4 separate regions of the Homo sapiens genome follow, and all the other regions are linked to region 1. The links are chromatin loops, found by intact Hi-C in ENCODE. Cell type or tissue: sigmoid colon. All regions are shown on one strand.

Evidence for each region. Peaks named below come from ENCODE experiments on the same cell type or tissue, not always from the same donor. Only the 100,000 strongest peaks of a DNase experiment are listed, where the experiment ranks them.
Region 2: a loop joins it to region 1, with 7 times the contacts of the local background. A loop is called at or near these places in 3 of 110 quality-filtered maps.
Region 3: a loop joins it to region 1, with 5 times the contacts of the local background. A loop is called at or near these places in 2 of 110 quality-filtered maps.
Region 4: it touches region 1 in a loop (5-fold over the local background); 3 of 110 quality-filtered maps call a loop at or near these places.

Annotation. Positions count from the first base shown.
Region 1 is chr16:86,458,043-86,466,042 of GRCh38, reverse strand. No RefSeq gene overlaps it. Among named protein-coding and RNA genes, the nearest start is that of FENDRR, 47 kb to the left of the region's middle. In sigmoid colon, a CTCF peak has its summit at 3,606; DNase peaks (open chromatin) are centred at 3,312, 3,602, 6,572 and 7,992; H3K27ac peaks cover 4,421 bases.
Region 2 is chr16:86,361,161-86,369,160 of GRCh38, reverse strand. No RefSeq gene overlaps it. Among named protein-coding and RNA genes, the nearest start is that of LINC00917, 19 kb to the right of the region's middle. RefSeq lists an enhancer at 820-989. In sigmoid colon, no CTCF peak of the experiment used is centred here; DNase peaks (open chromatin) are centred at 1,260, 4,310, 4,700, 5,940 and 1 weaker place; H3K4me3 peaks cover 544 bases; H3K27ac peaks cover 1,355 bases.
Region 3 is chr16:86,298,963-86,306,962 of GRCh38, reverse strand. No RefSeq gene overlaps it. Among named protein-coding and RNA genes, the nearest start is that of LINC02135, 17 kb to the right of the region's middle. RefSeq lists enhancers at 5,243-5,794, 7,999-8,000 and a silencer at 5,646-5,940. In sigmoid colon, no CTCF peak of the experiment used is centred here; DNase peaks (open chromatin) are centred at 2,672, 3,052, 5,702, 6,072 and 1 weaker place; H3K4me3 peaks cover 1,792 bases; H3K27ac peaks cover 5,015 bases.
Region 4 is chr16:86,336,761-86,344,760 of GRCh38, reverse strand. It overlaps LINC00917 (long intergenic non-protein coding RNA 917), which reads left to right. Exons shown (of 7, transcript NR_024406.1): 2 at 5,929-6,011; 3 at 6,100-7,079; 4 at 7,169-7,400. Among named protein-coding and RNA genes, the nearest start is that of LINC00917, 4.9 kb to the left of the region's middle. RefSeq lists an enhancer at 6,488-7,419 and a silencer at 7,244-7,538. In sigmoid colon, CTCF peaks have their summits at 3,693 and 3,894 (motif pointing left); DNase peaks (open chromatin) are centred at 470, 1,230, 3,470, 3,890 and 2 weaker places; H3K4me3 peaks cover 905 bases; H3K27ac peaks cover 1,604 bases.

The DNA of each region.
Region 1 (8,000 bases):
GGGAGACTCAGAACCTGGCAATTTCTAGGTGGATAAAAAGAAGGAGGGATGAGAGGACACTCCAGGGAAAGGGAGCTGCACAGGCAGAGGTGCTTTCTTGAAGGTCTGAACTTGTTAAGGGCAGAGGCTGAATCACTAATCCATTTGTTCACCCATCCATACATTCACCCACCCATCTATCTACCCATCCATGCACTCACTCACCTGCCCATCCACCGTTTCATCTACCCATTCATTCATCCATTCACACACCCACCCACCCATTCATCCATTCACTCACCCACCCACCCACCTGCCCCCCACTATTCCATCTACCCTTTCATTCATCCATCCACACACCCACCCACCCATTTATCCATTCACTCATCCACCCACCCACCTGCCCATCCACCATTCCATCCACCCATCCATTCATCCATCCACACACCCACCCACTCATTTATCCATTCACTCACCCACCATCCACCCATTCATTCATCCATCTGTGCAAACAGCATTCATTCAGTGCATCATGATTAGAAGTCACCATATGCCCCTCATTTAATTCCCACAACGGTTCTCCAAGAACTATTATTACTTTCTTTGGATGTGTGCAGAAGCTGAGGCATAGCAACTCGTTGAGTGTCATATGACTCTGACTGGCAGTGCTAGGATTTGACCTATCAGGCTCATGGACGTCCCCACACCAATGCTTGTGGCTGTTCCCCTCCTCCTTTGAGAATGACTTGGCATTTCCAAATGGAGAACAGAAGTGGGTGATGCCTCCATCACTTGTGTGATAGTGTCCTCAGAGTGTGATATCATTGCCCCCTGAAGAGTGTTGGAGAGCCCCGCCACAAGCCCGGGAGTTTCCTTCCTAGGGAGGTGGGGTTTGGACTTAGGATGGCCTCAGGGGTCCCACCGGCATTGGGATCCAGGGAGGTCAATTTTGAGGCTGGGTTCAGGGCCTTTTCCTGGAAGGAGCATGTCCCACCCGTCAGTCTTGAGTAGTGATGTCTGGAAACAAAACCGCATTTCCTGTGTTTATCAAAGCTGTTATGTAGGATGAGCAAAGACCTAGGTCACCCTGGTCTGGGCATATTCCAAGCAACCAGCCATCCCAGGAAGTAATTTGGGGGTGGTAATGGAGGATTCGACGTGAAGGTGCTGGGGTAGGGGCTAAATCAGAGGCACCCTTGGGACCATTTGTGTTTGACTATCTAAAATGATGGAAGGCAGGTAAAGAATGATGCTGCCCTCTACTCCTTTAGGGAAGTGAGGAAGGAGGCTCACCCTTGATAGGACTGAGTGCAAAAGTGGAGTTCAGCTCCTGCAGGGCCTGCACATTATATAATGAGAGTGAGACCAACCACTATCATCATCACTGTCACTGTCAACACCACCATCATCATCATCATCATTGCCACCATCAACATCATCATCACCATCACTACCAACATCATCATCATCACCATCACCATTATCACCACCACCACCATCATCACCATCACTACCACCATTATCACCACCACCATCACCATCACCACGATCATTATCATTGTTACCACCAGCACCACCATCACCATCATCACCATCACCACCACCATCACCATCATCATCATCACCACCACCACCACCATCACCATCACCACCATCACCATCATTACCATCACCACCACCATCACCATCATTACCATCACCATCACCACCATCACCATCACCACCACCATCACCATCATTACCATCACCATCATCATTATCACCACCACCACAACCATCATCATCATCACCATCACCACTATCACCATCATCGTCATCACCAGCACCAGCACCATCACCATCATCACCATCACCACCGCCAGCACCATCACCACCATCACTATCACCATTTTCACCACCACCACCATCATCACCATCACCACCACCACCATCATCACCATCACCACCACCACCACCATCATCACCATCACCAACATTATCACCACCACCATTACTGTCATCTTTGTGGGGCAAGCTGCCCAGCAGTGGGTAAAGAGTCTGTATCCCTTTAAGAATCTGCCTCTGCCCTCTCTGGGGCTGCCCCTCTAAGCCATCCTTGGCGGTCCAGTCTGGCCCTCCCACTGTAGCCATGCAGGCCACCAGAACGACGGTCCCAGTATTAACCCTGGGCCAGCCCTGTACCTTCAGGGTGCACACATGGGGGCCCTGAGCCCCATCCACATTGCCCTCTTGGTTTAACCAAAGCCCAAGAGAAGTCTTAAAACATGTCTTGACCATTTTCTGGGTCTGGGCAGGGTCCAAACTAAATCCCAAAGACCCACAGGGCGAAGGAGGAGAGGAGGTGGGGAGCTCACCCTTCCAGCCCTCCCAGCTGCTGCCTGGAGCCACTCTGTGGGAAAGGCAGCCCAATCCTCCATGGACTGATGCTGCTGGCCCCTGCGTCTGTGGGTTGAGGGTGACCGATCTCAGCCTAAGGCAGCAAATGACAAACGTGACTGCGTCAGCAGCACCAGAGGATGCTGGCAAACACAGATGCTGGGCCTTCCTCCACTTCACCCCCCACATCCCTCACCCCTGGGGTTTCATGATGTCTGGGGTGACAACTGAGGGTCTGAGTTCCCAGCAAGTTCCCAAGTGACGCCATTGCTGCAGGTCTGGACCCTGAGAGCCACCCTGCTAGTGACTTACCCAGCAGTCTTTCTTAATGGCATCTTGGCCCAGGGAGTCCTGCATATAGGTGTGTAGGTAACTCACTGGGGCCCCCAGTCACTGTAACAAACAAAGCCCTCCCTTATACATTTCTAAATGGGGAGCCACAGAAAGCTCTTTTGAGAATATAACCCAGGCTTCCAGCTTCCACCTGGGCTCAGCTCCTGGCTGACAGCCGGCCCTAACCCACCAGCATGTACTGAGCCATCTTGGAGGTGGGTCCTCCAGCCTCCATTAAAGCCGCCTCAGCTGACACCCAGTGGAGTAAAGACTAGTCTTCCTCGCTGAGCCCCAGCCTCAGCTTCTCATCTGTAAAATGGGCCCGCGAACACGATATCAAATGTGGGTAAAATGCCCTGCATGCACCACATTCTGGAGGTAAGCATGGACAGTGTTATGCGGACGGCAGCTGCCTGTTGGGCAGGCAGGCCCTCCCTCCCTCCTTTCCTTGAAACTTGCTGGCCCCTCACCGTGAGTTCTCAGCCCTGTTTCTGGCATCATAAAAGACAGTCTTTCCGTGAGCAAGCTTCTATCCATGGCAGCTGGTCAAGAAACTTCCTCTGCTCCCCACCCCCAGCCCTTCCTCACGGAGATCCAGCCAAAATGGCTGCTGAGCAGGGCATGGAACAGCATCATGGCTGCCAAGTTGGCCCTGAACCCCCATCACCAGGCCCTGCACACTGATGGCCTGGTGGAGAGGTTGGGCATGGGACCTCGTGGGGGACGTGGCAGCAGCCGGTGGGGGTGGGGAGGGCTAAGTGGGGAGGAGAGACGTGCATGAATAATCTGGTGACCTTTCGTCTTCTGTGTTTGGGCGAACCTAAGACTGTTTACAATAAACCTCAGGGAGATTTTTCATCCATCCAAATGGAACAAAGGTTATGTAAGCAGAAAGACCTCAGGCTCAGCAAACACCTGCTCCAAGGGGCCAAACGGAGGGAGTGCAGGAGAGATGGAGGCCCTTGGTTGACTCATGATCAAGTTCATCATAACAGCGGTTTTATGGAGCTGGAAGGCTGCTGGGAAAGACCGTGAGCACTTCCTGGGGCTTAATCGACCAGGCCACACGCAAGGGAGGGGCCCCAGGGCCCCTGCATCCGCACACATTAAAAGGAGCACACAGCCTGGGACCCCCAAGGGGCTGCCCAACCCTAGCTTTTATTTCAAAGTTACTCTGGGTGTCTTCTCTTTAAAAGCCTGCCTTTGCCGTGGCTGTGAAACTCATGAGCACCCAACGCTTCAAGCCAGGGGCCTGCATATATTTTGGATGATAGCAAGCAGGAAAGCAGGTCTAATCAGGAATAAAAATCTGAGAGCAATTCATCCCCTTGTTATTGTCTTTCTGCTTTATGCCATCCTTGATGACTTCTAGGGAGCAATTCTGCACCCAGCAATGTTTACTTAAAGAGGTTGATCTTCCATCTTTGGGTTTTGGTGTATTTGGCTTATAAGATAGACCATTTCTGAAAATGTGAGATAAACAGTCCATGTGTTCATACAGTCTGTGGAATTATTTATTGAAGACCTTGGCTGGTTAGCAACTGTACCCACTAATGATTTGGTAAGTGTGGCTTAAGCCTACTTGCCAGGGGTTGGGGGGGATTGATTCTTCTTCACCATTTCCCAAATAGGGACACAGGCTTGGTTGTTTGGGAATTATCTTGACATCTAGCTTACACAGTATGAGGCCAGAAAGAAGAGAGGTTATGGTTTGTCCAAATGTCTGCCTCTCATTTTCAGATTCTCTGTTAGTATTTGACAGATTATATTTTCCAAAATAGCTGCAACAAGATCTTCCATCCCAAGGTCTTCTTAAAATGCCTCATCTGGAGGAGGAGCTGTATGTTTCCTTCTGCTTGAATCTCAGCGGGCCTATGACTACAGGCAAAAGTGCAGCTATGTGACTTCCCAGAGCAGGTACCAAAAGGACACACAACTTCTGCCTGGTCCTGTTGGAAACACTCATTCTGAAAACCTATCCTTCTTGTGGTGAGGAAGCCCTAGAGGAGCCAAGGCTCCCAGCTGACATTCAGCACCAACTGGCCAGCCATGTGCTGTGCCATTTTGGAAGTGGACCCTCCAGCCCCAGGCATTCTACCTCTGCTCATGCCCATTTGAGTAGAGATGAACCTTCTTGCTGAGCCCTGCCCACAGTACAGATTTGTGAGCTAAATAAGCAATGGCTGTTTTACATCACTAAGTTTGGGGCTCACTAAGGTCACTAAGATTTGTTACATGATACAGGTATTTCAAATGAAAGCATAAAAATAACAGCCCTAACTATCATTCAGAGAGCACTCCCTACCTACCAGTCACAAAGACACAAGCTTTGCATGCATGACCTCATTCATGCTCACTGACACCCAAAGGGGCAGATGCTGCTCTTTTCTCCACTTTTATAGAAGGAGGAAGCTGAGATTCAGAGACATTAATCCACTTGCCCAAGAGCACATGGCTAGGAAGTGGAAGAGCTAGGTCTGTAGCACAGGCAGTCCAAGTCAGAAACCAGTGGGCTTCCTCTCTCTACTCAGCCATCAGTTGGTGACCTGAGGGCTAAAATCTCCCTTAGTCTTCAGTTCTGCTCTCTCCCTGCAATATGGCTTCCACGGACCTTTCAGAAGGTCCCCTAAGTTGTTCACCATTACTCACAATCCAGTCACAGGCCAGGAGACTGCCCCCGCCAGATCCCACTCAGGCCCCCCGCCAAACCCTTGCTTCTGGTGTGTTCCCAGCCCAGAATAGCCTCCCTTTGTAGGAAAACTGCCCGTCCAAAGAGGCCCACTTCACAGGCCAACTGGTCTTCGAAGCCTCTCCTGGTGTTGGAAATGGTTACATCCCACAGAGCTCCGAAACTGGGGAAGACCTGAGATAGCTACCTTTGGGGGAACACCCTGGACTATAACCTGCCCGAAGGTCCCCTTACTTTGCTTCATCTGACTTCCCATCCTCCTGACTTACGCCTCTAGCAGGAGCCCTGTGGTTGGAAAGCTCTTTGATGGTCCTTCTACTAGTCCCAAAGCCCGTGTACTGCTTGCCGGTGTTGGCCTGCATGTCTCAGCATTGGCAAAGCCACACCCATGTAATGTCACCTGCAACCTGCTGGCCATTCCCACATCCATTTTCCCTGTCTTTCATTGCAATAGGACCCCCTGCCCCCAACGCCGTAGATTTAGCTGGCACATGACCTCTGAGAATAAACACGACATTTTTTTTTGAGATGGAATCTCACTCTGTCACCCAGGCTGGAGTGCAGTGGCGCGATCTTAGCTCACTGCAAGCTCTGCCTCCCAGGTTCATGCCATTCTCCTGCCTCAGCTGCCCGAGTAGCTGGGACTACAGGTGCTCACCACACCCGGCTAATTTTTTTTTTTTTTTTTTTTTTTGGATTTTTAGTAGAGACAGTGTTTCACTGTGTTAGCCAGGATGGTCTCGATCTCCTGACCTTGTGATCCTCCTGCCTCGGCCTCCCAAAGTGCTGGGCTATTGATATTATTGATTTAATTCTCACATCGACTCTATGAGGATACTGTCGCTATTTTTCCTATTTTTCAGATGATGAAACTGAGGCTCAGAGAGGTTAGGACACTTGTCAAATGTCACATAGCCGGGAGGAGACAGAGCCTGACCCAAACTCAGACACGTTGGAATCCACAACTCATGCTCTGAGCCCTGTTTTATCGGCTGGCGGAGGAGCCCAGGGGTGAGGACGGAGGGATAGGCTCACACCATTGAGCTGCTGCTTCCCAGCACAGGGACCTGCACAGGAGACTGCTCTGGTATCATATTCAAGGCACTGCTGGACTCTGAGTGTGATGTGCCAGGAAATGCCTGCATGTGAAAGCGGCTGCCCACGTGCCCCCTTCACTTCTTTGCCCACTCTGCTTTCTACTGTACCCTGGCACCAACCCCAAGGCTTAGCACGCTGGCGCTGAGCCAGGTGTTCTTGTGCCCAGCACGGGGGCTCCGTCCCTTACAGCTGCCATTTTCACTTCATCCCGACAGCCGCTTCCTCTTCCCGGCTGATTGAGCCCAGCACTACACTGCCCACGGAGCTAAAGCATCTGAGCGATGTGAGTGTTTATCCTCTCGGTTATCCAAGGATGCATATTCTTCATGTTCATACATAGCTAGAAAAATCAGATAAGCAAGTTGAAAAAGAGATTTTGAGTAATCCCAGCATTCAGAGGTACATGTTATAAATATTCAAACGTCCTTCATTCGTGTCTTTGACGTGCCTTTTTGTTTTTCTGTTTTGAGACAGGATTTCACTCTGTTGCCCAGGCTGGAGTACAGTGGCTCACTGCAGCCTTGACCTCCTAGGCTCAAGTGATCCTCCTGCCTCAGCCTCTCAAGTAGCTGGGGCTACAGGTGTGTACCGCCACGCTCAGCTAAGTTTGTATTTTTTCATTTTATTTTTACAGATGGGGTTTTGTCCTGTTGCCCAGGCTGGTCTGTAACTCCTGGTCTCAAATGATCCTCCTGCCCTGGCCTCCCAAAGTGCTGGGATCGCAGGTGTGAGCCACTGCGCCCGGCCTTGCTGTGTCTTTAGAAACATGTTTTGCTGCATTTATTTAGCCTTTACTCTCCTTAAAGCTTTATGTTTATTATCTTATTCTCTCTTTGCACAGTTCTATCAGGTTTGCATTGCCACATCCCCATTTTATTGAACCGAGGTGAAGTAACTTGTTCAAAGTCACATAGTGAGTGATCGGGTTGTAGTTTATACTTAGCTAGCCTGATTGCAGAATCTGTATTCTTACCCCACACTCTTTCTCACACACACACATGCACGTGCATGCATGCACACTGAAAAAGTGGTGAAGCTAGGCTCAACTTCGATAATTTTTTGTGTAGCAATAGAGCAGAAGTGTATTTCCATTTCACAAAGCAGAAGACACTTGCATTTCCAGTCTCTGACTAGGAGCTAGGATTGTGTTTGCTCAGTCCCTTAGCTTTGGATATCCAGATAAACATCACTGCATAAAACGTCTTAGAGTTGAATCTCTTTGCGCACATCTTTAATTATTTCCTTTCTATAAATCCCTAGCAGTGAGGAAGCCAAGTCACTGTTTATTCATACTTGCAGTTTTGGTAGATATTGCTAAATCAACTTCCAAAAAAGCTGAACAAATTTCCACTTTCACAGGTTACATTTGAGCAGGATCGATGGGGTTTTGAAAAATCTTTCTTAACTAGGACTCTGGTATCTTACAGGCTTTTTTGGCCACTGAGACCCTGATGATGTTCCAAGTGGAATATTCCAATTCTCCAGGAAGCCAAGCCAGCAGGCTGGGATGCCTGGAAAGGAAGGA
Region 2 (8,000 bases), 97 kb after region 1:
TTTATCATCCAACTGGTGGTTGGGAAAAAGGAGAGCAAAGCAGACACGCCCTCTTCTCAGCCTTTGACGGGAGGTGACTCCCTTGACATCCGCTCATGCCACCATGACAGCTTGTCCCAGAGCCCAGGGGGCTGAGAATTATAGCTCCTGGCTCTGCAGCTGCCCCCAGTGACAACTCCTTCTTACGTGTGGAGGGGGAGGGGTCACAGCTTTATATTATAATCCCCAAGGAAACATGTTTATAGCCCACATGCAGTGCCCACACCCAGGCATTCTAGTGCAGGGAGTCTGGCAGTCACGGGCATGTGTGTTTTGAAGGAGCTCTCCGGGTGAGGACGGGCCCTCAGATCATTCCCTCTAGCATTGGACACTTCTCTAACCACATATATTTGGTTGAATAGGGTCCCCAAAATCCATGTCCTTCTCAGAACCTCAGAATGTGACTTCATTCGGAAACAGGGTCTTTGCAGGTGTCGTTAGTTGAGATGAGGTTATACCGGGGCCAGGAGGGCCCTAGTTCAATGACTGGTGTGCATAGAAGAAGAGGAGAGGGACAGGCAGAGACACACAGAGGAGAAAGTCAGGAGACTGACAGCAGGGAGGCTGGTGATGATGGAGGCAGACACGGAGGTCGTAAAGCTGCGAGCCAAGGAAAGCCGGGGACTGCCACCAACAGCCAGAAGTTGACAAGCCTTCAGAGGGGGCTCTGCCCTGCTGGCACCCTGACTTTGGACTTCCGGCCTCCAGAACTGGGAGAATACATTTCTGTTGCAGCAGACACAGGAGGCCAATATACCACCTGACGCCATGGCCGTTCTGGACGGGGACCCACGAACGAAGAATTTGGGAAAATCGGACACTCTGCAGCAATGCAGGGTGGGATTCGGAGGATTTCCCACATGAAGGCAGGGTCCTGGGAGGGTTGGGTTGGAAATTAGAATCCAGACAACAAGCCTGGATTTGGCCTCGGATTCTTGGGGCGAGAATCTAAAAGCAGATTTTCCCACTTTTGGTTGACTTCTCCTCCACTCTGAGATGAAGGGTTTGGCCTGGGAAGGGAGTTCTCAAAAGGTAGCGCATGAACCAGCAGCAGCAGCAGCTCGTGAGGGTACTGTTGAAAATGCAGATGCCTGTGCTCCCCCGAGCCCCTTTGAAGCAGCATCATCAGAGATGCAGCCTGGAAATCTGCATTTTCACAAAGTCCCCGGTGATTTGAGAGCATGCACGTGTGTTACGCACTGACCTGGAAGAGGTTCAGCGTTTAGTGATAAATGAGTCTCTACAAATGTAAACACAGTCTCACTCCCTGGAAACACTCCCTGGAAAAGGGGAGCAGATGTGCAGCACCTTAACCTGGAAACCGAGCCCTTGGGAGTAAGGGCATGAGGTTGTAGCTGGGATCCTAGTACAATAAGGTGATTTTGGCACCCACTTTACAAAGAGCTTAAGCAAGACCCCTATAAGGCGAAGACTATCGCCCAAATGTGTCAGGGCATTTGGCCTCTGATTCCCAATTACGGGAAAGCAGTTTAAGGATTTAAGCAGTTATGTGTTTCTTTCCTTTATCTGGGACTGAGCTATGAAAACCTCCATGTGGATATGCTTAAAGAGATACCCTGATTAGGAGGGAGGAGAGGAAAGAAATCCCTTGTTACATTAGAATAACAATTTCAGCTGCCGTACCAAGCAAATCTGAGAAGGCATTTTTTAAACATAGATTCATTATTCAGGAAAAGAGAGTTAATAAACAAAACACAAAGCCTGAACTCAACTGGAATCTAAAAGCCAAGTTGAACTTTCTTTTTCTAGCATGGGTTATGATGTTATCTCATTCATTTATTTCATTCCTGGATTAACGTGGTTTTACTCAGTCTTAATCTTTACTAGATTTTTCCACCTCAGGTGGGAAAAAGTGGATTTTGCATACCTTTTGAATTTTATAGGTAGAGAAAGAAATCATAAAGAAAAAGATTAACATATTGGACTATGTAAAATCCTTTTATGAATCCATCACAAAATTAGAAAGTAAACAACAAATTGGGGAAAATGTTACCAACATCCTTGAAAGATGGTCTAACTTTCTCATTGGCCTTTGGAAGGCTAAGAGACCTATTGTAATGAAGGGATAAGGCAAATCACTGTCCTTAAAATGCAGATGACCCTTGAAAATCAGGAAGATAAAGTCGATCACCCTAAGAGGTGAAGGGCAAAAAGTATTATCAAGCAATTTATAAAAGAAGAAATCCCACTGGCCAACTAACATAGAAAACTAATCATCTACAATAACAAGAAAACACACAGAGACACAGATGTTCTTTCTTTTTTGTCTGCCAAATTGGCTAAGTTTTTAAAAATTACAGTATTCAATAGGAAACGTTTGAGAAAAGTACTCTTATCATATATTGCTGGTAAAATTGTAAATTGTTACAATCTTTTTGGAGGGCAATTTGGCAAAGGGTATCAAATGCCTTAAAAAGTGCATGTCTTCAAAAATAATCATATTTGTAGGAATTGGTTCAAAGGAAATACTCAGAGGTTCTGCAAATATTTACAGATAGAGAGATAGATAGATTTATTACAACATTAAATGTGTGTGTGTGTGTGTGTGTGTGTGTGTCCTAAAAATGGCAATTACATAAATAACTAGTAAACAGTAATTGGGCAAATAAAGGATGGGCCATATCCGCAAGTAAATGCTTTGTATGGTGAGAAATTATGTTCTTAAAATATTTAGCTGGGCGTGGTGGCTCACGCCTGTAATCTCAGCCCTTTGGGAAGCCAAGGTGGGTGGATCACTTGAGGCCAGGAGTTTGAGACCAGCCTAGGCAACATAGCGAGACCCCTGCCTCTCCTCTAAAAGAAAGAAAAAAATATTTAAAGTTGTCAGAAGTGTTTGCAAAACATAATTATAGGACAAACAGTTTACGAGGAAGTACGTGTGTCATGATTTAAAAATTAAGCGTTTTATTTGGTGATCTAGAAAAACTATGACCATTTGAAGTAAATTCAAGTGTAAATAATAACAACCTTTGACTTTACAGACACGCTGAGGTTATTTGCGGAAGGCGGGACGGAGGCGACTGAACCATCACTGCCGCGTCTGATTTTTGTTTCAGTTTAAGTGCTTGACTGTGGTTTCCAAATTTCCTACAATGAACATGTGGGGTTTTTCAAAAAAACAAATATGTGAAATCTTTCTCTGTCTAGTTCCTTCGCCTTTACTTTTCTTGATGGTTTGTGAGCTAAGGTGGGCTTTCTACATGGACTTGGAATATTTGAGGAAAGATGGGGCAAGGAAATAAGAAATAATTGCTGCTCTGTGGCAGAATAAACTGTGAAGGCCCCCTCCTGGCCTGCTTCACCTCAACAGGCCGTGGACCCTGGCACCCAGCTGCCTACGGACAGAAAAGCCTCTTGGGAGGTCCAGGCTCTGCCGCACCCTCCCCACAGCAGCTGCTGCCACAGCTACGCCTCTGTTTATCTGCTTGATGTATGCGGTGTTGTGGAAATACATTGGAACGAAGGGCTCTGTGGATTTCAGTGGTTTGAGATGTTGTTGCTCTGGAACATGAACCCATCTTTGATCCACCAAGGAGCACGGGCTAGCTCTCTTAGACTTGATGTTGAAAGGTCGAGAATCTAGAACCCCAAATCAAGACATGGAAGAATTCAAGTTCAAGGCCGCATTTATTGAGTGGGTGCCGGCCCTGTTTTTTATGAATAGCAGCTTTTTAAATTTTCACAATAGTCCTAGGGAATAGGCACTCTGATTATGCCTACTTTACAGAGGAAGAAACTGAGGCCCAGGTAACATAAATGGTAGAACCAGGACTGGAACTGAAGGCTGACTTCAGAGTCCCTGCTCTTAACGGGTCTAAGACTCATGCGAATCTGTGGGACCCAGGGACTCTGAGGGCAAGAGTGGAGAGGCTGCCACTGGTACCCGGAGGTGTGGATGATGTCACCTGGGGGTGGGTGGGTGGCTGAACTTGGGATCACTGGGTCATGCCCTGGAATTATGAGTTGGAGTGCTTCCTGGAAAGAGATGGACACCTGTTTGGATATAGTGGAGAGAATGGCAGCCTCCAGAAAGATACCTCCATGTCCTAAACCTAGAACCCGTGAAGCTGACCTTATTTGGATAAAGAGTCTTTGCAGATGTAATGAAATTAAGAATCTCAAGATGAGATCATCCCAGGTTATCCAGGCAGCCACTAAACCCGAAGATCAGAGACACACAGAGAGAAGACCAGGAGAGCATGCCAGGAAGACAGAGCCCAGACTGGAGCGATGCACCACGTGCCAAGGGGCGCCAGCAGCCAACAGATGCTGGAAGAGGGAAAAGGCGTCCAGAGGGAGCACAGCTCTGCCCACACCCTGATTTGAGACTTCTGCTCTCCAGAACCGGGAGAGAATACATTTCTATCGTTTGGAGCTCCCTTGGTTTTTGGTGGTTACAGCAGCCACAGGAGACTCATACCTAATAACGAGACCCAATAAGGCCGTTCTTGTACTTATTTGTGTTTCTCTGAACAAGGTTGTTCCAGCTCTTGGTGTCGGGGGAGAAAGCCTATGTCAGATGATGCCAGGCGGGACACTTCACTGTGCAGGAATCCACAGGTCTGTGCCTCTCTGAGCCTTGGCAGGGAGCTAGAAATAGCTCAGGCGCAGCACCCTTTTTTGGTTAATGGACTGGGCTTGCAGTGCCTGCCACTTAAACAGCTACGCCAGGCGGGAGGCTGCAGGGAGCTCAGCTCCTTCCCTCCCTGCCCCTCCTTATCATGATGGATTGCCTCTCAGGAGTGAGATGGAAACTTAAAATGCTTCGCTCTGCACAGCTCCGGGCAATGCCTGGCTGCTTTTCCTCGCAAATTCAGGGTCATAAACTTTTAAAAATAGGCACAGGGCTGCCAGTCTCATTAAAAGAGACTCTGATTTATTGAGATGCATGGGCATCGTTTTCAGATAGTTCTGGAACTTTTTGGAAAGATCCTACTTATGATCATCGTGAGTTTGCCCTCAGTCCTCCTTCTCCTCCTTGGAAGTTAGTTTTCTTCCCTGCAGGAGCAAAAAAGAAGCCAGCAGCCTTGAGGACTTTCTGGATACCCTCAGAGGAAGCAAACATCTGGTGCTCTATAAATGCTTCCCTAATGGTTTGAGCTGAAGAAGTAAAAACCACTCTTCTGAATGGCTTAGAGGAGCCAGTTGGATTGATGAGCAAGCAGCCGTGTCCAGTTATGTTTTTACTGAGCGTGTCAGGATGAAAACCTTCTGCAAACGGGGATTTTCCCAAAAAAAAGGTGGTGGGTGGGGTGGGGTGGGGGTGGACATGTGGCACCCATAGAGCCCTGTTGTTAAAAGTATATTTAGCCAATTTTGTTTGGATAATGGTGGAAGATAAAATTTGCCAGGGACCCAGCTGACCTCTTTACAACTGAAATCAGATCCATTAATCTGAGTACAAAATACAGAGGGTTACAGCTTACTGATCACGTTGTTCTTTCTTTTATCCAGGCAACAAACAATGAAGGTAGGTATCACGTATAATCCCGCTAAAGAAAAATGCCTATTAAATGTTGAATACAACTCCCTTTTAGTACTTTTTTTCTGTTTTGTATATTGTGTGTACTTAAAATCTGTATTCTACATGGCTATTTGTAACCCTTCATCCCACTCAATATGCTGTGAACATTTTAACATGCATTAAGTATTTTATGGCCTCATTGTAAATGAATAGTTTTCCATCATAGAAAGGTATCCAAATTCATTTAACGAGTCCCTGTTGTGGCATATTTGCTATAATAATCTGATTAAGCACTGGGTTTTTGTTCTAGGGGTTGAGCAAGAGGTAGATTCTGTTTCCTATAAATTCTTTTTCTCTGAGTACACAGGCCACGTTGGATGCCAGTTTTCGTCTTCCTGCTGGGATTACATGTGGTAGACAGGGAATGTTTCCTCACCAGCGTGGTGAGTTAAAGGCTGTCATTTCAGACCCTTCCAGGCAGGGGCTGGAGCATGCTGATGACAGAGAGAGACATGGAATTCTTCCAACAGCCTGTGGGTCCCTAGGAAGCTGGAACATTCTTTGTCTGATTAGAGGAAGAATGGCATTTCTGAAAGTGGGTTTTGTGGGTGCATAAAAAGCCCAAAAAAGGGTCTGTTCTGGAAAGTTGGCCATCAGAACCTTCCCTTGATGTGATGGAGTATATCAAAGAATCACATTTGGGTGCCACTAACAGAACCCCCCGACCTCACCCCACCCCCACCAGTTGGTGGCTTGAACACAGTTGGTACGAGTTTTTTTTTTCTCAAGTGCTGAGAAATCCTAAGGCTGCAGTAAATAGCATTGGTTCAATACAACGCTGTCAGAGTCGAGATCTTTTCCATTTTCTCTAACTTTCTTTTATTGTTACCTCATGGTGTCAAGATGGTGGCGACATCTCCACCAGCCCATCCCTGCTCCAGGTGGAAAGACGGGAGTAAGTGAAGGTCAAATGAACAGATTCTGTTTGACTCTAGGGGCAATGATGCGTACAGCCAGTTGGCTCTAATGGCGTCACATGATTATACCTATTTGCAAGGGAGATTGGGAAATGTAGTTTTTTAGATGCCCATTAAAACTTGGCTCTGTTAATAAGAAATAAGGGAAGAATAAATGTTGTGTGGATAATCAATAATTTCAGCGATGTGAAGCAAGCTGAGAATTGTTTTGAAAATGGACAGGCTGGGTATGGTGGCTCACACCTGTAATCCCAGCAATCTGGGAGGCTAAGGCAGGAGGGCTGCTTGAGCCCAGGAGTTTGAGACCAGCCAGGGCAACATAGCAAGACCCCATCTCTACAAAAAGAATTAAAAAATTAGCTGGGCATGGTGGCACATGTCTGTAGTCCCAGCTACTTGGGAGACTGAGGTGGGAGAATCGCTTGAGCCCAGGAGGTTGAGGCTGCTGTGAGCTGAGATTGCGCCACTGCACTCCAGCCTGGGTGACAGAGCAAGACCCTGTCTCAAACAAAAAAAGAAAAGAGTCAGATATTTAAAGGGTAGACTACAGAAGCAAAGTAATTCACCAGTCTGAAAATAAATGTTTTATTCACAGCATTGCCTCTAAATACAAACCACTGTGTCATCCTCAGGGTGCTTTAGATGGCTTTCTATAGACTTCAACCACGTTAGGGGACAGTTGGTGACCAAAGAAAGAACATCTGATTACCACTGGCATTGCTTAGTTTAAACAGTCTAAAATCAGTTCTGTAGAGGCAGACCATGATATAAGGATCCACATGTGGGTGGCTTATCAAGGAAGAAAGACTTCCCAGAGAGATGAGTGAGGGAGCAGTGGAAGCAGGACAGAGAAGGACAAGCTGAGCAGTTGCCATTTCAGGCACGGTCCCAGCCGGAGCCTTTTTCGGCAGCATTGCTCATTGTTCTTAAGGCAGCTGGGGCTTTATTGGCCCTGCCCTCGTCAGTCACTGGCCAGGGCCACTCAGGAGGGTCTCAAGGTCCGAGGAGCCTCCTGTGCATCTACGAGTGAAGCAGCCCCTATAGCTCAAGAACAGGACTTCAAAGAGAGTCACAGGTGCAGGTCACCAGAAGCAAAGCACACAGAAGATGGGGGAAGTGGGGATGGATAAATAGAGGTAGCAACAGGGAGGACATTGTCTCAGAAATACTCTGGGTTATTTCCAATGACTTTTGCTGCAATGAACATCTTTGTATGCAAATCAATTTTCACATTTATGGTTTTTTCCCTAATAAATTCCTAGAAATAAAGTTCCTGGATCAAAATCTACAAATTACTCTCATGGCCTCTGGAAACATGTAAAACGTGCAACAATTTCTATTCTCCTCTCCGACATTGTGTATTAACATTGAAAAAAGTATTTGCCAAACTAATCAATGAAAAAAATACCGTTCTGTGTTTATTACGTGTGTGACTTGGATTACTGGTGAGAAGGGAAAGTTTTCTTCTATGCTGTCGATTTCCATGTTTTCCTTTATTG
Region 3 (8,000 bases), 160 kb after region 1:
AGGGAAGAGTGAGCAACATTCCCAAACTGATCTCTCCAGAGAAACTCCTTGACATTCCTTCAAGGGGCATCTGATGGGACTAGTGCTTTGTGAAACCCATCTTGAGAAAGTTTCTACCCCCCAATTTTTAACTGTCTCGTATATGTGAATGTGGATGGTTTCTCATTTGTTTGTTTGTTTGTTTGTTTTTTCTGTCTCTCTTCTGGACAACTCATTCAACGTATAATAGGAAATTGTAGCATAATTAGCCCCAAACTTTTAGTAATGCAAATGTGGTCATTATTTCACCCACTCTTCCTGAAGCCTTCAGGCACTGATCTTTATTTCGACCTTCTGTTTGCATCTCTGGATGTTCGGGTGAGAACTAACAAATAATCCTAATTAAGGCAGAGAATGTTCTTCGCATGTCAGCCCATGTGCTAAGTGGTTTACATGTCTTATTTCCTTTAATGTTCACAAGAGTTCCATGAGGCAGGTGCCCCATTGTGTAGATGAAGAAACTGAGGCTTTGGGGAGCTTGGTAAATTTTCCCACGTCACACACAAGTGTGTGGTGAGCCAGTGTGCCGCCCACAGAGCCTGAACACTAAAATGCAACATTACATTCGAAAGGAATGAAGAAACAAATGAACAGCTCAAGACCACAAGTATCAGAGGACATGCTGCACTAATGTTTTTATGGAGAGTAAAAGGAACCATGTCATTCCTAATTCCATCAAATAGCTTATAATACATCAAACCACATGGAATAAACATGTGTAACTATTTTAGTTCTTGACAGGCTGAAGCAATACTCCTTTTGGAATTCTTCTGAGGGTGCTAAACATATGCTTGTGGCAGATTTGCAAAACTCATAAAATTACCTAAAAGTTTCACTTTTTTGTAACTCTTGCCTTGGTGATATGCTCGAAGTCTCAGGTTTCAGGAAGAATTTTATAGTTTCTCAACTTCTGCAAAAACAAAAGTTTTCTCTGTTAAATGTTAACATTCAGTGCTCAAAAAAAAAAGTGTTTTATGATCTTCCCAGAGTTATGGACTAAAGGAATCCAGGGATGCTTTTGGAGCTGGTCACAGAGGGTCCCCAGTAATTAAACCCTGGGTCCTGGAGATCTCAAAAGGCCTCCATAAGGGGTCAAGGGTTGAGAACCCCTGAAATTTTGTGTGGACTCTGGGAACAGACTCTTCTAGACAGGCTCCATGGCTTCCTGTCATCTTGTTCTCAGTGGAGCTCATGATTCATAAACACCTAAGAACAGGGGCCCCAATTCCTTCCTCCCTTGAGGGGTGACTTGGCTTGCCACCTTCACACAAGGACATCGTCCTAGAGTCAGCTCCGGGCCCACCTCGCTTCTCCCAAGGCAAAGGTCTAGGTGCTCCCCTCCCCTGGTCTTCATCAGGTCAATGTTTGGAATCCGCCAGGAAGTAGGTACTTGGGTTAACAAAAAATGTCTAATGGTTTTTGACCTAACTTCAGGAAATCACAAATAACCATTCCAGATCAGACCAGCGATTCCATTTTCCCCCACTGGGAAAGGAAGTTCGTACACTTTAAAACATTTTTTATAATGGGAGAATAGTGGAGGAAACTATGGCACATCCACAGGTCGGTGTATTAGGCAATCATCAAAATGATGTTTATAAGGAAACTTTAATGACTTGGCAAAGTATTTATGACATATTGACAGGTGAGAACAGCACAATATAAATTCCTGATACTGGTTTTATAAAGGATGCATTGTAGAAAACACACAGACACACACACACATATCTACATACACACACAAATTTACACATATACATACAAACATACACACATACACTCCCCACATATACACATACATATACACACACCCACATATGCACATGCATACACACGTACATACATACACACACATAAACACATATCTGCACACACATACACGTGTACACACCCACATATACACACATATACACATGTACACACCTATATACACTTATTTACACACAAATACACACACATATATATGCATATATACACATATATATACATACACACACACACACATATATATATTTTAAAACAGGTTGAAATCTACTGCAATGTTAACCAAGGTTAATTCTGAGTGGTGAAATTTCATGTCACTGTTATTTTTCTTTTCATTGTCTCCTACATTTTCCCCAAAGAAAGTGTATTATGTTCCTAACAGAAACCAAAGCATTCTAAAAAAACACTGTCTCTCTAAAAGAAAAGAGTGTTGAATGAGGGTAGAAAGAGAAAATGAGTAGTGATCCTGTTTTCAGTTAGAAAGGTTTCAAAACCATCTTTAAAAAGTTAAATCCAAGTCTTCAAGTTTTATTCATGCTCTTGAAAAATAGCAGATACCATTACATGTGCTTATTTATTTCACATTTAAGATCCAAGTGGAGAAATCGGATTATAGTTTCCTTGTCTGCCGTAAACTATGTGGATGGTTTCGTTTCAGACGGTTATAGGGTGAGTTCTGAATGCTTCTCAGTTTAACTTTTATCCCCATTTTCTCCTCTGTGTAACTCGGTGTGAAAGTCCGGGGGATGGAGATCCGTATCCGATTTGTGGCAGGGCCCACAAGGAGAGAGGAGTACCCCATGCAGGCGAATCGCCTCGTTTTGTCTGCAGAGCCAAGAGAGGCTGAAGTTGGCTGCAGGACAGTTTTCAGCGTCCGAGGATGGGGTGGCCGGTCAGGCAGACCTGCCCCGCAGGATGTTCCCGGGAGCAAGCAGTGAGCCCGCCCGCCCCCACGCTCCCTGCCCGGGCGCCCAGCGTGGAGGCTCCCCTGGTCTCCCCACACGGCCGGGGCCTCGCCCCAGCCCCAGCGCAGCCCCTCACCAGCTCCCAGAAACCGGTGAGTTTGGGTTGCAGGCCCCGCAGGGTCAGTGCCAAGGCCCGGCGCAGACTTCGTGGAGCTCACGCAAGGGCCCTGGGCCTGCGGCTGCAGTAAACAGACTCCCCTTAAAGGTCACCTCTTCAGGCTCCAGCTCTGCGGCCAGAGGAAGCTGCAATCATTTTTCAGGGCTGTAAATGCCAAAAGAAAACGCAGCGAGTCCCAGCTTTCCTCCATGCCCCTGGTCAGCCAAGCGCCTCGTCACAAGGCATTTCCTTGCCAAGTCAAGCTTCTTTTTTCCGCCTGAACCCGGAATAGACCTCGAGTAACCTTTGCTCAAGGGTCTTGGGGTGCAAGCTTTTAAATTTAGTTTGCAAGCTGCGGTGGCTCCCAGCCAGCAGTCCCCAGCCCCAGAGGAAGCCCATGCAGCACCTTCATCCTCCCTTGCACGCTGGACTCATGATGAGAAAGATTCGGACCACAGGGCAGGTTCTTTACATTAAAAGGCATCGTTGTGTCCCCCCCGCCCCGCCCCCCTTTTTTTCTTTTGGTTGAGTTTTGTGTGTTTTGCTTTGAAACCTAACGAAAGATTTCATTTCTGTGGCCTAACCTTCCACAGGTGAGAAGCAGCCCATAGCTTGTTACCTGTTTATCCGAAGGACAGATCGGTGCTCAAGAAAGGTAAGTTGTACAGAAAGGGAGGGTGAGATGAAATTTAAGGATTAATTTGAGGGAAGCTGAGAAGCCTCCTGTCCAAATCACAGACATCCATCTCATGAATAAATGAACCCACTTAAAAAAATTCATGTGTTCATCATAGAGTCCAGCTATTTAAATTATTGGGCTGATTCATACTAAAGTGTGAATGACTGATGCCAGAGCCTTTCTTCCAGAGCCCTGAGGATGGGACACTCCGAAAATGATGTTTTCAAGTGGCAGGACATTAGGATAGGAGGGCCGAGTGGGGTCATTGCAAATTGGGCCTCTGACTTGCCTAAGGGCATTTCTGCACCTAGAAAATCTAATCTCTGAAACCAGACCCAGTTGGAAAAAATAGAGGTGAATGCTTTGAACTAATCTGAGACCTCTATCAATTAAGGTAGGCTTTTTTTTTTTTTTTTTGGCCTGGTAATCTGTGAGCCATAAGCACATGGGCCGGTGACACCCGAGTCTACTGGAACATCTTCGAGGCCAGGCCTTCTTGCCTTCTGGTAGCTGCAGAGACTAGCACAGATCTCACACAAAGCCCAGACCCCATGGGTGTCTGATAGTTGCTCTGTATCCTTGGGCAGCTGAAGATAAAGTGCCTGAAGGATAGGAAGTCTTTAAAGAAATCTGTACTTTGAGAAATTATTTTATTTTTGTTAGATCTCTCACCAGCTTAAAGTTTCCTCTGTGAGCCTTTCAAGTGGTGCACGGTTTCCTCACATTCAATTATTTGTTCTGCTCCTTTAAAGCTGTGTGACCCTTGGCAAGTTACTTAACCTCTCTGCATCTCGCGACCCTGATGGAACAAAGAAGGAAATAGCGATACATGTTTTCAGCACTGTTTGAGGCTGGAGACACTGTTCAGCAAAGGGCTTCCCGTCGTTCCTGGCCCAGCATGGTTATTCCATATGTACTGGCTTTTATAGGTTAATAAATTAGAGCTGGGAACACAGTGGACCATCTCAGGCAGCGATGAGCTCCCGTGGATGGGAGTGTTCAAACAGACCAGAGGCAAGGCCAGGTCTTTGGAGAGAAACAGTTGAGATGATCCAAGTATGTGGATGGTGGGTGGATGGAGGTTTGGGAGTGGGGTTGGATCTGTTGACCATTAAAGCTCTTGCAGCATGAGGATCTAATTTTAAGTAGCTGGGCTAGTTCACAGGTGCATAAATGCCTGATAAATATGTGCAATGTAATTTTTTAAAGACCAAAGAGCAACAATGAGATGCTACTTTCTACTGCTGGAAGTAGCTAAGTGAAAGAATTGGGCACTTGGTATGATGCAGGGCTGAGAACTGGGACCCAGTGTAGATTGTTTGTGTGAGGAAAATTGGCACTTCCTTGCTTGTAGTTTGCTCAGATGGTCACTGTACGTGTGAATGCCCCATGCTCCAGTTACCCCAACTCTAGGCGTCGATCCCAAGGAAATATTTACACAAATGTGCAAAACATGTTCATTGTGGTGGTGTTTATAACATATCATAGCAAAAAAAAAGAAAAAAAAAAGAAAAAGTCTAAATGCCACACCTGGAGAATGCTATACAACTATTTATAGATGATGTAAATCTGTATTTATTGACATGGAGACACATCCGTGCCATATTGTGGCATCAAAAAGAAAAGCAGGTCAACAGCAGCATGGGAAATCTGATTCCATTTTTGAAACATACGCATGAATCTCTCTGGATATAATTTGCATAGACAGAGGTTTAATGAAACGTTACCAGCATATTATTTTGGAGTGATGAGGTTTTGGGTGACCATTCCTTTTTTCTTTACGCTCTGATGATTTTTTGGAAAATTTTCATAAGAACTTGTTATGAGATTTTTAAAAGACTGTATGCCTCTTAATTTTGAAAAAATAAAATAACTAGCTGAGCCCTGCAGAAACTCTCCAGTTAACACGTCAAGGCCTGATCCACCTAATAAGATGACATTCCAGGACAGAGAACTTTCAATTACATCAGAAGACAGTTGACAGATGGCAGAGCCCGCCAGCCTATCTCGGCTGATAGGATGATAACCCCTTGAGCCTGGCTGGCTTCGGACCACAGGGCTGGCTGCAGACCCCACAATCGCAGCTACTTGCAGAAGTAAACAGGAAGCAGAGCCAGTGCTGAGAGCTGGCGGAGGACGTGCCCTCCTGGGCTCAGAGCAGGAGACTGGCCTCTTGCTCCACATGGACTGAAATTCCCAGGAAACAGGCTGCAGGCATGGACGCTGGACGTTGTGGGAGCGTGAGTGGTGAGCTGGGCCCCTAAGCCCCCATTGAGGGGGAGGGACAGGCAGCTGGAGGGGAGCACAGACAGAGACCGAGCGACTGGCAGAGACGGAGGGAAGGAGGAGGTTGGACCCACCATTGCAGGGTCCTTTTTCAGGAAGTAATCATCAGAATTAAAACTACGGAGTTACTTTCCTCACGGCCTCACTCAGGGCCACCGCTGAGCTGATCAATTGACAAACACAGACCTACCTTCCTTTGGAGGAAGCCACAACTCCCCCGCCGGGATTTGTCAGCGTTTGTGACTTTGTCAAGTCATCCCATCTGGCTGCACTCAGCCTGGACGTCGGGGAAACAAAATCCTATTTGCTGTACTTAGCACATGGGGTTTTAAAGGAGATGAACATGGATGTAAAATCACTTAAAAATATAAAATGTTGCCCCAATACCTATTACATTTATATTAATATATACATATATATTTTGTATACATATGTATACAATAATATACATATATATTACTTTAAGTAAATTAAATTCCAGATTACTTCGAGTTAAAAAAAAAAAACTCTTAAGAAATGTTCTAGCCAAAAAGGTACTCTGTAAAAAACTCACAGAAAGTACCCTATTCATAAGGTTTATTTCAGTCTTCATTCTTTTGTTGTTGCATTCATAAATTCACGATTATTTGTGGAGCTCCTCCTAAGTTCCCCCGCTGTGTCCTAGCACAGAGGATGTTGCCGTACACAAAAGATCAAATCCCTGCCTGCACAGGGTCACATTCCACAAGGAACAACGGCCATGAACGATACATTCGTAGATGTGGTCCCACAGAGCCCGCGGCAGCCAATGATTAGGTCGGTGCAAAAGTAATTGAGGTTTTGCAATCACTTTTCATTTAAATATTTCGTGAATGATCAATTCTGAGCAAGTGACGATTACAGGTCATCACTATCCCAGGAGAGAAGGAGGAATAAAGGCTTGAGAATACATGACATTGAAAACCAAAATCCTGAAGTGATGCTGTAATGTTGAGTTTCTGAGTCCACGCAACACTGTCACGGACTCACAGATGGACACCCAATCATCTGCGGTGCCCAGGGCATGGGTGCGAGGTGTCCCACGCAGAAGAGAACAGCCCAGCCCAAGCCACACGCAGCATATTTTCTAAGCTGGTATTTGTCCACATGAACAGCTCCAGAAGCTATTTTGTGGCAAAAGATACAAAAACTTCTGCAAATTCCAAAAACACCTTAAAACAAGATTTATTAGAACGGATTTTTTAAATTATCAGGAGTTTTTACACACTATTGTTTGTGCAATAAATATTTTTAAATGAGTTTAAATCGAGGGCTTAGAAAATAAACATTCTCCCTAAAATGATGACAAGAATAGCTGATGTTAAAGCCACGAAAACATCAACATATTACAAAAATATCTTAAAATAAGATGGAAGTTTTTAGTTTTCTTTTTCTTTTTATTGTTTTCATGTCTGCTGGGCTATTTTGTGTGCAATAAATATTTTTAAATAATTTTAAATCAAACACTCCAGAATAGCAGCTCTCCCTGTAATGGCAATAATGACCAACTAGCTATGAGCCAGTTGGCCAGTAAATGCAAGACAAACCTTGCATTTATGAATGAGTTTGATCTTCACAGCCATTATTATCCCAGTACTGCAGATGAGGAAGCCAACCAAGACACACAGAGAGGTTAAGTAATCCACCCCAAGTCACACAGCTGACAAAGGGCAGAGCTGGGATTTGAACCCAGGCCACTGAGCTCTGTCTTCTGCGTGTTCAACTCTGTTGCCACATGGCCTTCAACTGGAGATGAGAATGAAGAAGATGACAGGCACCAGTCCATAAAGCCTGCTCTGGGGCAGAGTCCATGCGGGGATATCTGCACCCTCATCTCTAATGGGCCCCCACTGTATAGGGCCAAGTCCTATTCTGGTCCCATTTTTCTAGTGAGGGACCGTCAAGCAACCTACCCAAATCACAGACCTAGTATATGGTGAGGCCAGGAGTCACACCCAGGTCTGTGTGATGCTCTGGTGAGGTCTGTCCATGACTGTTCATTGTGTCCTTTCAACAAAACATAGAAAAACAAACTAGCGTCTCAGTGTTAAGTAATTGTGACTCTGTGTGTCTTGGTTGAGTCATAAGAGAGGATAAATTTATGGAGAGAAAAAAAATTCCCTTAAAAAATGCAACTTAACTTTGCTCCCAG
Region 4 (8,000 bases), 120 kb after region 1:
CAGGCCATCTTCTCAGTGCTTGTGAGCATCCCTTCACACTCAATCCTTCCCACACACCTGCCAAAGGGAAGGAGGCAGGAACCACCTACGGATGCCAAGAAACAGGCGGCATGGTCCTCCCGCCCTCGAGGCTGTTACCACCTGGAACACCCCACCCCAAAAGTAAGACCACCTACCATCTGGGCTTCTGTCTCACACAGGATATAGCCTCTCAGTGGCCAACTGTTTTTAATAAGGGTCTGCCAGTTCTAATGATATTGCACAGACACGGGGAAGGGGAGAGAGGAGACAGGACTTTGTCATGAGCTGTTCATCCCTCCAACAGCAGTGCTGGTGTCACGGCTGATGGGCAAAATTCCTACAGATGCCTTCTCTTAGAAACTCACTTCCCTCTGGAACCAGACGCAGGCTTCTCCAGGAAACAGCTCACTACCTGACACAATCCCCAACCCCCCTCTGTCTTCTTTTCCCTTTTGCTTGGGAGAGCGTTTTGGGCCACTGCCAAGAGAGAGAGACCTTAGGCTGCGCACCGAGTCCAGGCATCTATGTTTACTAAGGAACCAAGAGTCCCTCTCTTGAAAAAGAAAGAGAAGAGAATTTTTTTTTCTTTCCTGTGAAAGCCATTGCTGTGGCTAGGGCCATCAGAAGCGTACTCGCTTTATCTAAAGCCCCCAGAGGGCCTGCATAGCCCACTTTGCTTCTCCATGGCATAAGGGAACTCCTCAGGCACCCTGGGCTTTTCCTCTGGCCTGAAACAAACTCCTGCTGTCCATGCAGATCTGGACTGTCACCCAATCCCCTGTCTGCTGAGACCCCTAATAGGATATCTGGCAGTGAGAGACGGCATCTGATCTTATCAGCTTCTTCTCTGGCAAGCCTGGCTCCACCAAAATAACTTTTATCTGGAAATAAAATAATGCAATTAATGTCCTGACTGTCTGATACCCTCTCGAGTGATCTCAGCTCTGATGATTTCATGGGGGGCCCCCTGTCTGCTAATTGCCCAGAGCATTTATTAAGTCAAAGGCATTTGGTTGGAAAACAAAGCCAGTGAGTGAACAAGGATCTTATGCAATGAAATGAATACACAGCACAGGGTTTTTTTTTTTTTTTCGTTTTCTCTTTCTCTATTTGGATCTAAAATGGCTCCGTTCCCCGCACCCCACCCCTTCCCGGGGCAGGAAAAGTGCATGCCCCTCGCAAGCGTCGTGACTGCATTTACGTCACCTAGGAATTTTCTTTTTCTGGCTTACTCTCTGGCATCACCCGGCCGAGAGGCTCCAGGAAAATCGTAAACCCTGTTGAATGGCACCGCAGTAACGGCCAGTCCCATCGCAACATGCTGTGCTTTTTGTCTTGTAATGTCAAAATGAACTTGGCCGGGAACCTGAAGCCGCCAGCTGTGTGCCAGCTTGGCTTTCCGTGTTTCTGATGGGGGGTGGGCTCCAAAGTGGGGAGGACTGAGCAGGCCCCAGCAAGCTCGCTCCGGGACCTTGGGGGGCTCAAATCAGGCTGCCCGGCATGGGATTGTCTCGACGGCTCCGAGAGCCCATCCAGAACCTTCTTATACTCACGTAGGGCTGGTGCAGCGCACACAGGAAGCCCTGGATCCAGATGAACTCAGTCTGCCTGCCTCTGCCAGGAATAGCTGTGTGACCTTCAGGGAAGCAGTTTGTCTCTCTGGGCTTTAGTTTCCTTGTCTGTAAAATGAGGAGAGACTGGAATGGGTTAGGAGTTTTTAGCTCATCTCATCCTGGGACCTTATTTTCTAAGGAAACCTTCCCAAGATGTGTCCTTTGTAAAATAGAAAACAGTTGAGATCTTCTGCTTGAAGCAGACGGCTGGTACCTCAGTCCCAACTGCTAAGTGCTCCTGGCTTCTTTTCCAGGAAGATTCTGGGGGTCAGACCACCAAATGCTCTCTGAGGGGAATTTCAAGCTTGTGCTTCTGTGTTCTACGATTTGCCAAAACCAGCTTCATTCAATCAGTCAATCTGTATCTATTGATCCACCTATATCAAGCTTGTCCAACCCAAGGCTCTAGGGCCACATGTGGCCAAGGAGAGCTTTGAATGTGGCCCAACAGAAATTCCTAAACTTTCTTAAAACATTATGAAATTTTTTGTCATTTTCTTTTTTTAGCTCATCAGCTATGGTGAGTGTTAGTGTATTTTAGGTATGGCCCAAGACAATTCTTCTCCTTTCCATGTGGCCCAGCCAGAGAAGCCAAAAGAGGACACCCCTGATGTATATCTCCTACCTAGATATCAACTAGGCTTGCCCTTATTTATCGCCAAACTTCAACATGTCTGAGAGTCCCCCAGAGACTTGTTCAAACATGGACTTCCGGGCCCCACCTCTGCAGTTTCTGATTGATTGGGGTCTGGGCTGTGGATTTCTAGCAAACTCCCAGATGAGACCGATGCTGTGGTTCCAGCTCACCCCCTGGGGATCCCCAAATCCTCTTCCATATTTGCTCACAGAGAGGGTTTCTTCACCTTGATTTTAGATATTTGAGCAGAAACTAAAGTGTGAAGGACAAGAACGGTGCTCTCTATTTCCGACATGCACAGAGAGGAATAGTCAGAAGGGATTGTGTCCAGTTTTGAAGGCTCTGTGCTGCCCTTTGGGGCCCAAAAGCATTTGCGTCATGGGATACTTGCATTTACTAAACTAATCTTTTCTCTTACAATTAGGGCATAAAAGTCTGACTAGTTGTAGTTAATCTGATTAACACACCCTACAGCCCAGTTCCATCCCATCCTGGGTGAGCAGCTAGTGGAATTCTCACACATCCATAAGGGACATGTGCCTCCATGTCCCTCATGGTGTCGTTTATGATGGTGAGAGCTGAGGAGCTTACCACTGGGACAGTGGACAGTACAGCGTGGGGCGCCCCCCATGGAGTGAGGGGTGCCAGCTAGGGACAGTGCATATGGACCCAATACAGTGGGTGTGTCTTAATACCTTGCTGAGGGTTGGGGTGGGGTGGGGAGGGGAGAAAAATAGAACGAAATATCTAACACAAGACCATTTATGCAAATTGTTTCCACACTAAGAGCACCCTTTAGACCCGTTGGAACCGTTGCCCACAGGCAGAGAAGGAATGGGAGTAGGAAACCCTCAGGAGGGGGCTGGAGAAATAAAACGAGAGAGGGGTTCCGTCGGGCCAGGGACGAAAATGGTGCACCAGCAGCCGAGGGCTGCCGTTTGTTGGCCGTCTGCACCTGAGGTAAGAAACCAGCACAGAAAAAGTGGAAAAATTAAAATGTGCGTCTTGGGCATCCACAGACAGCACTAACGACTTCTTTCCCTCCAGCCTCTTTACCTTTGTTAACCTCACATTGCCTGTTCTCATCACAGCAGGACAACTAAGCCCTGGCTCCGTCCTGGCGCCCGCGCTCCCTGTGTGTCCACAGTGGCCGGGGAACTTGGGGGCATGGCCAGTGGAAAATTAGAGAAAAGAATGACTCATCTAGGTTCCTTTTTCCTTTGTTCTCATTCCCCTCATGATCAGGGATGACTGTGGCTAATTTCCTTTGTGCGGTTTTAGGGCAAAGTCGGTTTGTAGTGAACTCACGCACGGTTCACGGACCTGGCTACATCAGTTGCAATCAAGGCACTTGTTTAAAAAACCAACACAACCACTAAATTCCCAGGGTCCACTCCATACCAGATTCTCTGGGACGGGGGTTAAAGAATCTGCAGGTGTGTGTGTGTGTGTGTGTGTGTGTGTGTGTGTGTGTGTGTGTGTGAAGTTTCCTTAAGTTTTCCAGGTGTTGGGGATGAAACCCAAGTGGGAGCTGGGCTTGTGCCCCCAACCTGTGCACTCTGCAGGTGCTGAGATGGGGCTCCCCTGCGCCCCCTGGTGGTGAGGACGAGGGGCGCGCCGCTCTCCCGGATGGGAGAGCCCAGCCTGGGGGCAGGTAGGAGCCCCACAGAAACCAGGTCTGCCATGACACCAGCTGGATGGGGCGAAACCACCACTCCACTGCAAGAACATTCGAGACCTTGTTTTTTTTTTATGCCGCCGTGTATTTCACTGCCACAGGCATTATCTCCTTCAATCTCATTTGTCTTCCACTGGTGCCTTTCCAGAGTCCCGAGGAGTGATTTTTATGGTGGAATTTAAGCCCCGTGTCAGGATATTAGGGAGATGCTTTGCGGGAGACACTGTTTCTCCCTTTCCCTCACATCTGTTCAAGCCTATGCTCAGGCCAAGTTCCCTGATCCCACATCACTGCGCAGAGGCCTCCCTGGTGAGGCCTAAGAAACAGGACAGTGATTGTGCCGACATCTTGGCTAATGGGAAGGCACCAGTGCTCCATGGGAGAGAGGCTTCTAAACGTCTTGTCGCAGGGGCTAGATCACTACTACGTTGTTTGTTATGTCCAAAAATATGCAGAGACTCCACATGAGCCAGGGCAGTGCTGGGGGCAGGTATTCACCCATGGGTGAGCAGACATGGCCCTGCCCTCCGGAAGCTTAGAGTCTACTGGGGAAATGGTCAAATAACCACACAAACAGATCATTAGAATTGGAAGGTCTGATGAAGTTTAATCTGAGACCTGAAGGTGAGGAGCTGGCTACAGTGATAGCTGGGAAAAGAGCACCTGGGAGGGAATAGCATATTTGAAGGCCCTGTGGCAGGCCTTCAAGTGGAGTGTGGCTGCAGCAGAGGCTGGAGAGGGAGGTGGGGCCAGGCCAGCATGGCTCAGAGTCCACAAGGAGGACCGGAGATCTGCTCTGTGAGCCCCAGGGTCATTGGAGGGGACTCAGTGGGGAGTGGCGTAATCCCATTTGTACTATTCTTTTTCCTGATCTAATAAATGCACGTGGTTAAGAAAGATCAAATAATCCTCAACAGCCTTTCATGGAAAACACACTGTCGATGGGAATGTAAATTAGTGCAGCCGCTGTGGAAAGCAGTTTGGAGATTTCTCAGAGAACTCAGAACTTCCATGTGAACCAGCAATTCCATCACTGGGTATAGACAGGAATAGACACACATGCATGTGTGTGTTCATCGTGGCACTATTGACAATAACAAAGACGTGGAATCAACCTAAACGCCTATTGACAGTAGACTACAGAAAATGTGGTATACACGCACTGTGGAATACTATGCCACCATAACAAGAATGAGATCATGTCCTTTGCTGCAACACGGGTGCAGGTGGAGGCCATTAGCCTCAGCAAAGTAACACAGGAACGGAAAATTAAATACAGCATGTTCTCACGTATAAGCGGGAGTTAATGATGAGAACATATGGACCCACAGAGGGGAACAACAGACACTGGGCCTCCTCAAGGGTGGCGGGTAGGAGGAGGGTGAGGATGGACACACTGCCTAGCAGGTACTATGCTGATTACCTGGGTGAAGAAATAATCGCACACCAGCCCCCTGCGACATGCACTTCACCCACATAACAAACCTGCACATGCACCCTCTGAACCTAAAATAAAAGTTGGGAAGAAAATGAAAACACCGGCTTCCTGCTTTACTCCTCCCCATGCCCAGTGCCACTCTCCAGAGCAACTATTTTGGGTTTTTTTGTTTTTGTCTGTTGGTCCTCAACTGTGTATTTTCACTCTCCTCATTAAAGTAGAGAATATTTGTCATCATTAAATGAATGAATGAATGGACTCCCACCCAAAACCCACCTGGGCAAGCTCAGGAAGAATGTCTGGAGGCCTGGAAGACTGGGGGCAGCCAGCAGCCTCCCTGCTGAGCGGTTCCAAGCACTGCCCATTGGCATGTGGGAAAGGGCACCTGGTGTATAAGTAGGAGCGCTGCCACCTCTTGGGGGCTGAATGCCAGAGGGGCAGAGGGAGCTGTGGGTCCCATGAGGTCTGGTGTCTGAAGCCCATGCTGGGACAGGTGGGCTGTGCCAGGTGAGGTGGTTCAGGTCCTACCCTCTCTTTGCAGGGCTTGAGTCTGGGGGAGCCTGGCTGCCCAGAGGTGGCAGATGACATGAAGAAATAACCATGTAAGGGCTGGCTGTGTATGAGGTAAGGAGAAAGGAGATGGGGTTGGGGAGGAGGGGGACTCAGAGGAGGGAGGGAATGGAAGAGCAAACATCATGGCTTCCTCGTCTAGAGCAAGCATTGGGAAGGATGAATGCCAACTATGTTCCAGGAACTTCCACTGTTCTCACACACCCAGGTGAGTGGTGTTCAGGTGGGTGGCACCCAGGTGAGTGACATCCCAGTTGAGTGGCACCCAGGTGAGTAGCATCCAGGTGAGTGACACCTAGGTGAGTGACATTCAGGTTAGTGGCGTCTGTGTGAGTGGCATCATCCAGGTGAGTAGCTTCCAGGTGAGTGGCACCCAGGTGAGTGGCATTCGGGTGAGTGGCATTATCCAGGTGACACCTGGGTGAGTGGCATCCAGGTGAGTGATATCATCCAGGTAAGTGGCACCTAGGTGACATCCAGGTGAGTGACGACATCCAGGTGAGTGACATCATCCAGGTAAATGGCACCCAGGTGAGTAGCATTCAGGTGAGTGACACCCAGGCGAGTGGCATCCACGTGACTAGCATTGTCCAGGTGCATAACACCCAGGTGAGTGGCACCCAGTTGAGTGGTGCCCAAGTGAGTCACATCCAGGTAAGTGGGGTCCAGGTGGTGGCACCCAGGCGAGTGGTGCCCAGGTGAGTGACAGCCAGGTGAATGGTGTCCAGGTGAGTGGCATCACCCAGGTGAATGGTGTCCAGGTGAGTGGCATCCAGGTAAGTGGTGTCCAGGTGGTGGCACCCAGGTGAGTGGTGTCCAGGTGAGGGGCATCACCCAGGTGAATGGTGTCCAGGTGAGTGGCATCCAGGTGGGTGGTACCGTCGACGTGACAATAGCTAAAAATTATTGGGCTCATTGTGGACAGGCACTGTGCCGAGCTTGACATCACTGAACTCAGTTCATCCTCGCCAGGAGCTTGTGGGCCGTCCCTAGATCAGAATCCGAGGAGAAAGGACTTCCACACGGCAGCCAGCGAGCTGGAGGGCGGCCTCCTGCCACCACCAGGCTCCCTAACCCAGTCCTGGATATCTGTGAAAGAATGAGTGGATCCCCACAGGCCAGGTGGGCGGGGACGGAGGGCTATTGTTTCCTGGGACAAACGTGTGTGGGGAGCTGAGTGTTTCTCCTTTCTCAGCCCTGACTTCCCACAGCTATCCCCAAACACACTCGTTTACACTGAAGCACCAGGAGATCAGAACCTTCTGGAATCTTAATATGCGAGGACTCGGTGGAGAAGGCGGCACTGAAGAAGAGTCGTCCCTAGGCCAGGCTGGAGGGAAACTCAAGACGGCGGCCTGGCCCTCCTGGGTGGCGGAAGTGGGAGCAGCAGGAGCCCTGGCGGATCCGGGAGGCCAGAAGAGCGGAAGCTTCCTCCCCTCTCAGGTGCGTCTCAGCCTCTGCTGGCAGCGCTGTGCCCCACTCCCCGCCCCTGCATCTCCTAGCTCAGGAAATGAGCCCCCGGGTGTCACCCCCTGAATCTCCCAGCACGGCCTTAAGGCCCGCACAACCTTCAGTGTCTGGGGTCAGCCTGCAGCGGGTCAGGGGTTTGCTTCCTGCAGCCCAGGCTGAACCCCCTCTGCGTGGGGATGAGGAGGCTGAGCCCCCTCTGCGTGGGGATGAGGAGGCTGAGCCCTCTCTGCGTGGGGATGAGGAGGCTGAACCCTCTCTGCGTGGGGATGAGGAGGCTGAACCCTCTCTGCGTAGGGATCAAGGGGCTGAACCCTCTCTGCGTGGGACTGAGGAGGCTGAGCCCTCTCTGCGTGCGGATGAGGAGGCTGAGCCCTCTCTGCGTGGGGATGAGGAGGCTGAACCCCCTCTGCGTGGGGATGAGGAGGCTGAACCCCCTCTGCGTGGGGATGAGGAGGCTGAACCCCCTCTGCGTGGGGATGAGGAGGCTGAGCCCTCTCTGCGTGGGGATGAGGAGGCTGAGCCCTCTCTGCGTGGGGATGAGGAGGCTGAACCCCCTCTGCGTGGGGATGAGGA